2 separate regions of the Homo sapiens genome follow, and region 2 is linked to region 1. The links are chromatin contacts, found by Hi-C in ENCODE. All regions are on one chromosome and are shown on one strand. The core of a region is the stretch at or near the end of the contact, and the rest is flanking DNA. Distances in the headings are between cores, read along the strand shown. Region 1 holds the start of KIF6 (kinesin family member 6). Region 2 overlaps KIF6 (kinesin family member 6).

Evidence for each region. Hi-C counts contacts between places; a loop is a spot of excess contacts on that map. Pooled maps may share reads with other maps.
Region 2: a loop to region 1 is called in a pooled map, with 12 times the contacts of the local background. The contact joins the enhancer-like site here to the promoter of KIF6 in region 1. A Hi-C loop is called at or near these places in 7 of 37 single-sample maps with no recorded cell type and 5 of 50 pooled maps.

What each region holds. Positions count from the first base shown.
Region 1 is chr6:39,724,080-39,729,127 of GRCh38, reverse strand. It overlaps KIF6 (kinesin family member 6), which reads left to right and starts at 3,720. Exons shown (of 23, transcript NM_145027.6): 1 at 3,720-3,883. The coding sequence starts at 3,818. RefSeq lists silencers at 3,480-3,679, 3,386-3,717, 3,930-3,999.
Region 2 is chr6:39,527,870-39,532,904 of GRCh38, reverse strand. The region is part of intron 13 of KIF6 (kinesin family member 6); the gene reads left to right. Among named protein-coding and RNA genes, the nearest start is that of KIF6, 200 kb to the left of the region's middle. RefSeq lists enhancers at 2,119-2,198, 2,219-2,278, 2,389-2,528. Within about 2 kb of position 2,569, at least 3 of the 41 ENCODE cell types and tissues checked have a DNase peak (open chromatin) inside an H3K27ac peak, as active enhancers do.

The DNA.
Region 1 (5,048 bases), core at 2,471-4,970:
CTTGACTGCCTCCACTTCCTAACTTCCCACTTATTCTTCAGCCTCTGGCAACCTGACTTCTGACACTGCTACTCCACTGAAATCTATATTACTAATGACTTTCTAGTTGCTGAATGAAATGGGTGTTTTTCAGTGCATTGTCTTTACTATTCAACACCGTTGAATACTTTCCTCTCAAAATGTTCTCTTCCCTTGGCTTCCATGGCATAACATTCCCTTTTCTCTCTCAGACCTCTCTGGCTGCTTCCTTCAACTTCTTTTGCAGCCCCTCTTCCACCTCCAACCATCAGTGTTAGGATTTCAACCTTGATGCTCGTGAGTGACTTGGTTACTTTCTGGAAAAAACTTTGTGATGACTCCCAAGCCTATATTTCCACCATAACTTACTCCTAAACCTTATCCAGTTACTTCTGAAGTCCCACAAGCAATTGAAATTTAACATGTCCCCAACTCCTTATTTCCTCCTTTTTCCCACTCCCATCTATTTTGCTTGTCCAGGTGAATACCTGCACCCAATCTTGAGTCATCTCTTCCTTGCTAGGTGAAAAAGCCCCAAAGTCTATATAATAAATACCTGGTTCTCTCTTCTTCTCAATTCCTGATATTGCAGCACCTGTTCATACTCAATCTTCTTCTTTTTTTTTTCTTTTCTTATTGTGGTACAGTTTATATACAGTATAATTCACTCTTTTAAGTGTATAGATAGTTCTATGAGTTTTAACAAATGCATATACTTATGTTACCACAACCACAATCTAAATATGCAACAGTTCCATCACCCCCCAAAAAACTCTCCCATGTTCATCTGCAGTCAACCCCTTTTCCTACCCTCAGCACCTGGAAACCACTGATCTGTTTTCTATCCTTACAGTTTTTTTTTTTCTCGAATGTCATATATATATACAGATATAAATATAATTATATATGACATATAATATATAACATATATAACATATTATATATGATATATATAATTAGATATATATTATATATAATTCAATTATATATGGAATTATAAAGTACGCAGTGAGTCTGGTATCTTTCACTCATCATAATAAATGTGAGACTTAACCATGTTGTTGTAGGCATCTGTAATTCATTCCTTTTTACGGCATAGATATATCAGTTTGTTTATCTATTTACCAGCTGAAGAACATTTACTTTGTTTCCAGTTTTTGGCAATTGTGAATAAAGCCACTATACACATTCATGTTTAGGTTTCTATGTGAACATAGTTTTCATTTCATTTGGGTTAATAACTAAGAGTGGGATTGTTGTGTCATATGGTAAGTATGTGTATAACTTTATAAGAAATTACAAAACTATTTTACAAAGTGGCTGGTCCATCTTGTTTTCTCATCAGTGATGTTTGAGAGTTCTAGATGCTCTGCATCCATGTCGGCACTTAGTTTTGTCAGTTTTATTTTCTTATTTTTCGCCATTCTAAGAGATGTGTAGTGGTATCTCATTGTGGTTTTAATTTCATTTCATTAATGATTAATGATATTGAGCATATTTTTCATGTGCTTATTTGCCATCCATAGATCCTCTTTGGTGAAGCGTTTGTTCAAATCTTTGCACCCTCCCTTCACCTTAAACAAATGAATTGTTTGTTTTTCTATTATTAGGTTTTAACAGTTTGTATATATTCTGGATGCAAGTCCTTTATCAAGATACGTGTTTTGCAAAAGTTTTCTCCCAATCTGTAGTTAGTCTTTTTGTTTTCTTAAGTGTCTTTCAGCTGGGTGCAGTGGTTCATGGCTGTAATCCCTGCACTTTGGGAGGCTGAGGTGGGTGGATTGCTTGACCTCAGGAGTTCAAGACCAGCCTGGGCAAGATGATGAAATCCTGTCTCTGCAAAAAATACAAAAATTAGCTGAGTGTGATGGCACATGTCTATAAGCCCAGCTACTTGTGGGGCTGAGGCAGGAGAATCGCTTGAGCCCAGGAGGTTGAGGCTGCAGTGAGCCGTGTTCATGCCACTGCACTCCAGCCTGGGGTACAGAGCAAGACCTTGTCTCAAAAAAGAAAGAAAGAAAAAAGGGTGTCTTTAATAAACTTTTTGTTTTGTAAAAAATAATACAGAGAGAACTCGTATACCCATCTCCCAGTTTTCCCCAGTGGTAATGTTTTGCATAACTATAGTACAATATAAAAATCAGGGAATTGACATTGATACAATCCATCAATCTTATTCAATTTTATGTGACTTTTGCCAGTTTTACATGTGCTTATTTGAACATGTGTGTAATTTGTTCTATGCAATGCTATCACATGTGTAGATTTCTGTGATCACCATCACAGTCAAGATACAGAACAGCCCATCACAAGGATTTCTTTTATAACCATACCCTGCACACCTCCCTGGCAATAGTAATAGAACCATACGGTAGTTAGCTTTCGAGTCTGGCTTCTTTCATGAAACATAATTCCCCGAAAATTCAACCAATTTGTTACGTGTATCAACACTTCCTTCCTTCTTAATTGCTGAATGGTATTCCAGTTATTTTAAACTATCAGCTGAAGAACATCTGGGTTTTTTTTCCAGTTTGGGGCTATTACAAATAAAGGTGCTAAAACTATAAACACACATGCGCAGGTTTTTGTGTGAACACACGTTTTCATTCATCTGAGATAAATGCCCAAGAGTGCAATTGCTGTGTCTTAGAGTAGTTGCACCTTTAGTTTTGTAAGAAACTGTCAAACTATTTTCCAGAGTGGCTGTACCTTTATACAGTGTATGTTTTACATTATACATTCCTACCAGTAAAGTGCAACTGATTCAGTTTCTCCACATCTTTGCTAGCATCTGGTGTTGCCACTTTTTTTTTTTTTTTTTTTTTTTAAGCCATTCTGATAGATGAATAGTGATGCCTCATTGTGGTTTTAACTTATATTTCCCACGTGGATAATAATGTTGACTATCTTTTCATGTGCTAACAGTGTTTGAAGAGCTCATCCTTTCTTGCCGTGACCATTGTGTGGGAAACAGTCCCCTTCATCCAGTTTTATCCTTTTCCAAAACAGAGCTAGCCCCACTTCTAATTCCATCATGGCATAGTTTGTATTCCTTGGTTTTGATTTCCTGTTGAAAATCTGTCTCCTTGTCACTTGAGAGACCTTGTGAAGGAAAAAAAAAATCTGTCTCCTTCTTCAGACTGTGATCTCCAAGTGGGCTGGAGCAGTTCTGCAATCTTGGCTCACTACAGCTTCGACCTCCCGGGCTCAAGCGATCCTCCTGCCTCAACCTCCCGAGTAGCTGGGATACAGGCGCGCCACCACGCTTGGCTAACTTTTGTATTTTTTGTAGAGACGGAGTCTCACTATGCTGCCCAGGCTGGTCTCAAATTCCTGGGCTCTAAGCGATCCTACCACCTCGGCTTCCCAAAAACTGCTGGGATTACAAGCATGAGCCACCACGCCCGGCCCAGTGCTGTATTTTTTTTTAAAGGCAAGGGCATGGAGAATAAAATGGGTGAATGAGCGGGGCGGGGCAAGGCATGGTGGTTGTTCCCCTTTAACCACACGGTCCAGGCCGGGTCCGGCGCTAAACCCAGAGCCCAGACACTCGCTCATGCGCATGCGCAGCGCTCTCCTCTCCACCCCCGCCCTCCCCTCCCTAGCCCCGCCCCGTAGTGGCCTCCTTCCGGTCGCGACCAATTAGAGGGAGGAGGCGGGATCCTGGCTGCCAAGGTGCTCACTGGGTAGTGTCCCTAGCTACTGTTGCTAAGACTGTGGGTCGCCGGAGGTGGTGGGAGTTAGTTTTGGCAGCCCGGGCCTGAGAGAGGTCAAGGGTCATTGCAGAGCCAGGGAGGAGATGGTGAAGCAGACTATCCAGATATTCGCGAGGGTGAAGCCCCCTGTCCGGAAGCACCAACAAGGGGTACGGGCTGGAGCCTCCGGGGCGCCGGCGCGGCGGGGCCTCTTGGGCTGGGGTCGGGCGGCGGCACGCGAAGGGGCTGGGCGGAGGTGAGGGGCTTGCTGGTGGGCGCCGAGGCCGCCCGGAATCCCGCACACACTGACCGAGGAGCCCTGCAGCCGCGAAGACCCCCGCGCACTGCTGTCAGCTACGCGACCGACAGCCAGGCCACTCCTACCTGGCACAGCGCAGACCCGGCAGAGAGCCATTTTTTTTGCACCCAGGCACACGTGTTCACGCGGGGGCAGACTAGTGCATGTTCAGTATGCCTGTATAGTGTGCGCTTCAACTACACATAAGCACTTATTGCACCTTTCTGGGAAACTCACGCAGCACCGCACATGCAGATACACTCAAAGGTACATTTTGGCACTCGGGCAAAACGTGCAAGCAAGAGATGCGTGTTTATGTACCTCTGAAATAATACAAATATAGATAGACACAAATGCACAAAGCATACACATATGTAGTACTTTGCACCCAGTGGGGCCTCAGTAATTAGTTGACTGTTGTTATTCTCCAACATAAACGTGAACCTTTACATATACTCCTTGTATTAATAGATATAGGTAGATGCTTAAGCATCCTGACCCAAAGAATACGCATGTGTACTTCATTCAGAAACAATTAACTAAATATTTACCAGGTGCTTCCTCTAGTGTGCTAAATTCAGAAAGGTATAAAGAAGGTTAAGACATTGCCCTGACTCTGAGCAATGATACTTTGTATGCACCTTTTTTTTTTTTTTTTTTTTTTGAGACGGAGTCTCGCTCTGCCACCCAGACTGAAGTGCAGTGGCGCGATCTCGGCTCACTGCAAGCTCTGCCTCTTGGATTCACGCCATTCTCCTGCCTCAACCTCTCAAGTAGCTGGGACTACAGGTGCCCGCCACCACGCCCGGTTAATTTTTTGTGGTTTTAGAAGAGACCGGGTTTCACCCTGTTAGCTAGGATGGTCTCGATCTCCTCCTGATCTTGTGATCCGCCCGCCTCGGCCTCCCAAAGTGCTGGGATTACAGGCGTGAGCCACCGCGCCCAGCACTTTTTATGCTTCTTAAATATTTCAAAACATCCTCTCTTCTGCCTAGAAGGGAGCATAGTCATTCTTATGTATCTTGAGAAATGGCCAC
Region 2 (5,035 bases), core at 1,320-3,819, 200 kb after region 1:
GACTGATGCCTTTCCCTTAAACACATTGAGGAACCAGATCTATGGAATGTCCTAGAACAAATGGGTAAAGCCCTTCCCTTTTTGGCAACCTAAGATGAAATGTTTTGTATAAACATGTGTTGGAATGGACTACCTGACATGCATGGTTTTCTGAAGGATTCAGCCTGGAAATAATTAAGCAGTATGGTGCTCATTAAGAAGCATATATTTTAGTTAAGACAAGATTGAGAAGCATGGAAATACATTTTGTGACATTACAATTCTTTATCTCTTAATTCCATTTCTCCTTGCTTTGAATATTTTTTCAGCAACATGGTAGAATGAACTCAAAATCCCAGGAAACCAAACTTGCTGTTTTTACCACTTATTGTGATGGCAGTAGACAATGAAGATCAATAATTCCTCCCTGTGATAGTTTTCTATACATCTTTGCTGGTTGGGAAAAGGGGGCCATCTGGATTGCTGAATTCATTAATTTATTCATTCATTTATTCATTCCTCTTTCATTCAACAAATAATTTATAGAGCACATCCTTTGTTCTAGGCATAGTGCTAATTAGTATTACTATGGCCACAGCTTACACAGTCCTTATATACATCAGGTACTATTCTAGTTCTCTGCCTGGATTAACTCATTTAATCTTTATCCTATAAGTTCTTGTTTTATTCCATATTACAGAATAAAATATACATGGACAAATACAGCCTCTGACCTCAGAGTATGTACAGATTGACAGGGAAGACAGCCACTGAACAATCGATTACAGAAGTACACGTCTGTATTACTGAGAAAGCACATACCAGGAAGCCAACCTCCGGTTAAGACCAGGAAAATCCCAAAAGCGGGGGTGAAGGTAGAAATGTGGCTAGAAGGAATATTACAAGCAGAGAGAATCAATGGCATGAATAGCTTTCCAGGCCTTTGTGGTGGAAGGAGCATTTTAGGAAGTACAAAAGCCAGGTGTGGTTAGGATCTGGGGAGTGAAAGGCTGGGACGACAGGTTGATTGACATGGGAAGAAGGGATTGACAGAGGACACTAAGACTGCATGACAAGTTAGGAGGCCATAGCAGAAGTCCAGGCCAAAGGACAGGGATGATGAGAGAGAGGCAGGGGCATCAGAAGCATTTATGAGGTCGAGTGGACAGGGATCTGGGGCAGATTGGATGCTGGGGGTAAGGGTGAGGATTGGCCCCCTGGTGTCTGGGTGGCTGGTGAGGCTTTTCATGGAGACAAGAACCGTGAGTGCCTTCCCTGGCCCCACAATTTCCCCAATTGACATTGTTGGCTATAGAGAGCATGGGATTGGCATCTCTGCTGAAATAAAATCGGTACTCATGTTAGAACCTCATGGCTTATGATAGAGGAGGAGCTCTGTTTACTGGCCTTTTCCAAAGGCACACACTATTGTACCCATGCAGAAATGGCCTCAGATATCACTGCCCAGCCCCTTGTTGTGTGCCAGGCCTTTTCTATTTCTATGTCTTCTTGCCCACACCATCTCCCTTCTCATAATTCTTCTTCCCCACAGCATCTTATAATCACTCTCCTTCCTTATAATTATAGTCAAGAGTTTCAGTAACTCTTTTCCTCCCTTGATATTGCTATTGAGACAGACTAGAGTTTTGTTTGGAGAATGAATAAAGTTTACTTGAATAGAAAATCATTGAAAAAAGAATGGAAATTTTTTGTAAGGTCCAAATACAAATGAGGTTAAAGTTTTGAAGAAGAGACTTCTATCTGAAAGGGTTTTTGAGTTGTTTTCACTGTTATTGGATATAGTTCTACCAATAACTTTAAGCAGAGGTAGGCTCACAAATGGAATGATAATGATCTCACCATTTGGGGGAGGGATTGATTGGGGATTGATGTGTTTTTTTTTGGCAAAACTACAAATAGGATGAAAATTGTTGTGGATGAATCAAGGCGGCAAAGCAACAGGTAATGGGATAGTTCATTACAATATTTAAGATTCTAGGAGCTGATCAGGCTTTTATTATTCCATTATTTTATATACAAGAGGCTTGTATAAACTAAACCAAATACAAAAAAATTAATAAGTATGTTGTTTTGAAAGAATTTCTGCCTTATGTCAGTGTTAACAGTTTCTATTAACTGTCCCTAGGGCTGCTTCTAATGCAGAAAGTAAGTAAATCTGACCATCTCTGAAACTGCTGTGAAACTGTCTCCCCTTTGACAACCCTCTCTCATTTCCCATTCACCTCCACTTTACCAATTTATGCTGAAAATAACTCCCTTCAGATTAGAAAATGAAACCGAATTCATGGTTCCCTAGAGAGCCCTGCAGAGTCATTGCGCAAGCAGCCTGACATGGCCAAGGAAGGTTAGGGGCTTTGGGGCTTTTTGTTGTTGTTTTGGAGTTTAAATGTCTGTTTTGGTTTCATTGAAATAATGAGAGAGATTGTTCCGCTCCGTAGTTTGGAAAGAGTTGTATTGTTCACTTTAAAATAGGAGGCATTTTAAGGTTGGAGTTTTTTAAAAATTTCTTTCTGTTTTAGTTTTCTGACTGCCTATTCTAAATAGTCACCTGGAACCAGTCAGTGTTCTGAGAGCCCTGATGACTCACCACCTCCTTTAACTCTTTGAGATACCAACAGAACCCACTCATCACAGATGATGCCATTGGCATTTTAAAAGGTGAAATGAAAGCCAAAGCTGTAGCCTGGAGGCTCCAGACCCTTATCTCCTCCTCAATGAGAATTTGTTGAGTCCCTGCTGTGTATATAGAAAGGCCCAGGGTACCAGGGTACATGCTGTAGGCAATGCCAAGGTGAACGGAGAATGGGTCTCTGGTTTGGGGAGCTTACATTTAAACAGTGGAGGCTGGCTTTGTACCCAAAGAGCAGAGACTGAAATAACAAGTGCTCTAAGCAGGAATTGGAAGAAATACTCTGTGAATTCAAAGGAGAAGGAGAGGATTTAATAAGTAGGTTGAGAAAAGCATTACAGAGCAGGTGACATGAAAGTTAAATCTCAAAGGATGGGCAGAATTTGGACATTCAAAGATGGAAGAAAGAACATCTCAGTCTTAAAGAATAATGTGAACATTTATATGTCTTCTTAAGAGGAATGTCTATCAGGTCACCCTTTTTTTTTTGAGACGGAGTCTCGCTCTGTCGCCCAGGCTGGAGTGCAGTGGCATGATCTTGGCTCACTGCAAGCTCCGCCTCCTGGGTTCATGCCATTCTCCTGCCTCACCCTCCCAAGTAGCTGGGACTACAGGCGCCCACCACCACGCCTGGCTAATTTTTTGTATTTTTTAGTAGAGACGGGGTTTCACTGTGTTAACCAGAATAGTCTCAATCTCTTGACCTTGTGATCTGCCCACCTTGGCCTCCTAAAGTGCTGGGATTACAGGCATGAGCCACTGCGCCTGGCCAGGTCACCCATTTTTAAATTGAATTATTGGTTTTCTTTCTGTAGAGTTATTGGATTTTCTTATAAATATCTTATCTATTTCAGATATGAATCCCTGATCAGCTGTATGGCTTACAATATTTTCTCCCAATTCATAGGTTGCCTCTGCTCTCTGTTGTTTACATTGTTCTGCAGAAGCTTTTTATTTTTATGTAACCCCATTTGTCTAATTTTGCCTTTGTTGCCTACACTTTCTGGGTCAAATCTAAAAAATTATTGCCCAGATCAGTGTCATGTAGTTTTTTCCCCCATCTTTTCTTCTAGTAATTTTTCAGTTTCAGATAAGTTTAACTCTTTAGTCCATTTTGAGTTGATTTCTGAATATGGTGTGAGATAAGCATCCGGTTTTGTTCTTCTGCATATAAATAGTTGTCCCAACACCACTTATTGAAGAGTCTCTTTTTCTCCTTGTGTATTCTTGGCATCTTTGTCAAAAATCAGTTGAGTCTACATGTGTGGTTCATTTCTGAGCTCTCTATTCTGTTCCATTGGTCGATGAGTCTATTTGTATGCTAGGACCATGCTGTTTGTTCTTTTTACTCATGATAGCTTTGGATATTCAGGGGTTTTTGTGGTTCCATATGAAATTTAGAATTTGTTTTTTCTATTGCAATGAAAAATGATTTTGGAATTCTGATAGGGAATACATTGAATCTATAGATCACTTTAGTAACATGGACATTTTAACAATATTAATTCTTCCAGTCTATGAACAGATACATGAAAAAATGTTCAATATCACCAATCATTAGTGAAATGCAAATTAAAAACTGCAATAAGATACCAAGTCACACCTGTCAGAATAGCTATTATCAAAAAGACAAGAGATGACAAGTGTTGGGGAGGATGTGGAGAAAAGGGAACCCTTGTACACTGTTGGTGGGAATGTAAATTAATACAGCCATTGTGGAAAACTATATGGAGGTTCCTAGAAAAACTAGAAATAGAATTACTATATGATCCAGTAATGCCACTTCTGGATTTGAAATCAATATGTATCCAAAAGATTTGAAATCAAGATGTCAAAGACATGTCTGCATTCCCATGTTCACTTCACCATTATTTACAGTAGCCAAGTGATGGAGTTAACCTAAATGTCCATCAACAGATGAATGGATAAAGAAAATGTGGTACAGATACACAATGCGATACTGTTCAACCTTTAAAAGGAAAGACTTTTTGCCATTTGTGACAACATAGATGGAACTGGGGATCATTATACTAATTGAAATAAGCCAGGCACAGAGAGACAATACCACATGTTCTCACTTATACATGGAATCTAAAACAATCGAACTCAAAGAAGCAGAGAGTAGAATGGTGGTTACCAAAAGCTGGGAGGAGGGGATAGGGAGATGATGGTCAAAGGGTACAAAGCCTCAACTAGATGGGAGAAGTGTTGTCTTTTACTTTGAGATATATTGTACTGCATAATGAATATAATAAATAATGTACATTTCAAAATTGCTGACAGAGTAAATTTCAAATATTCTGACCACAAAGAAATGATAAGTATTTGAAGTGATGGATATGTTAGTGTTATTTAATTATTCCACATTGAATTCATAAATCATGACATCACTTTGTACCTCATAAA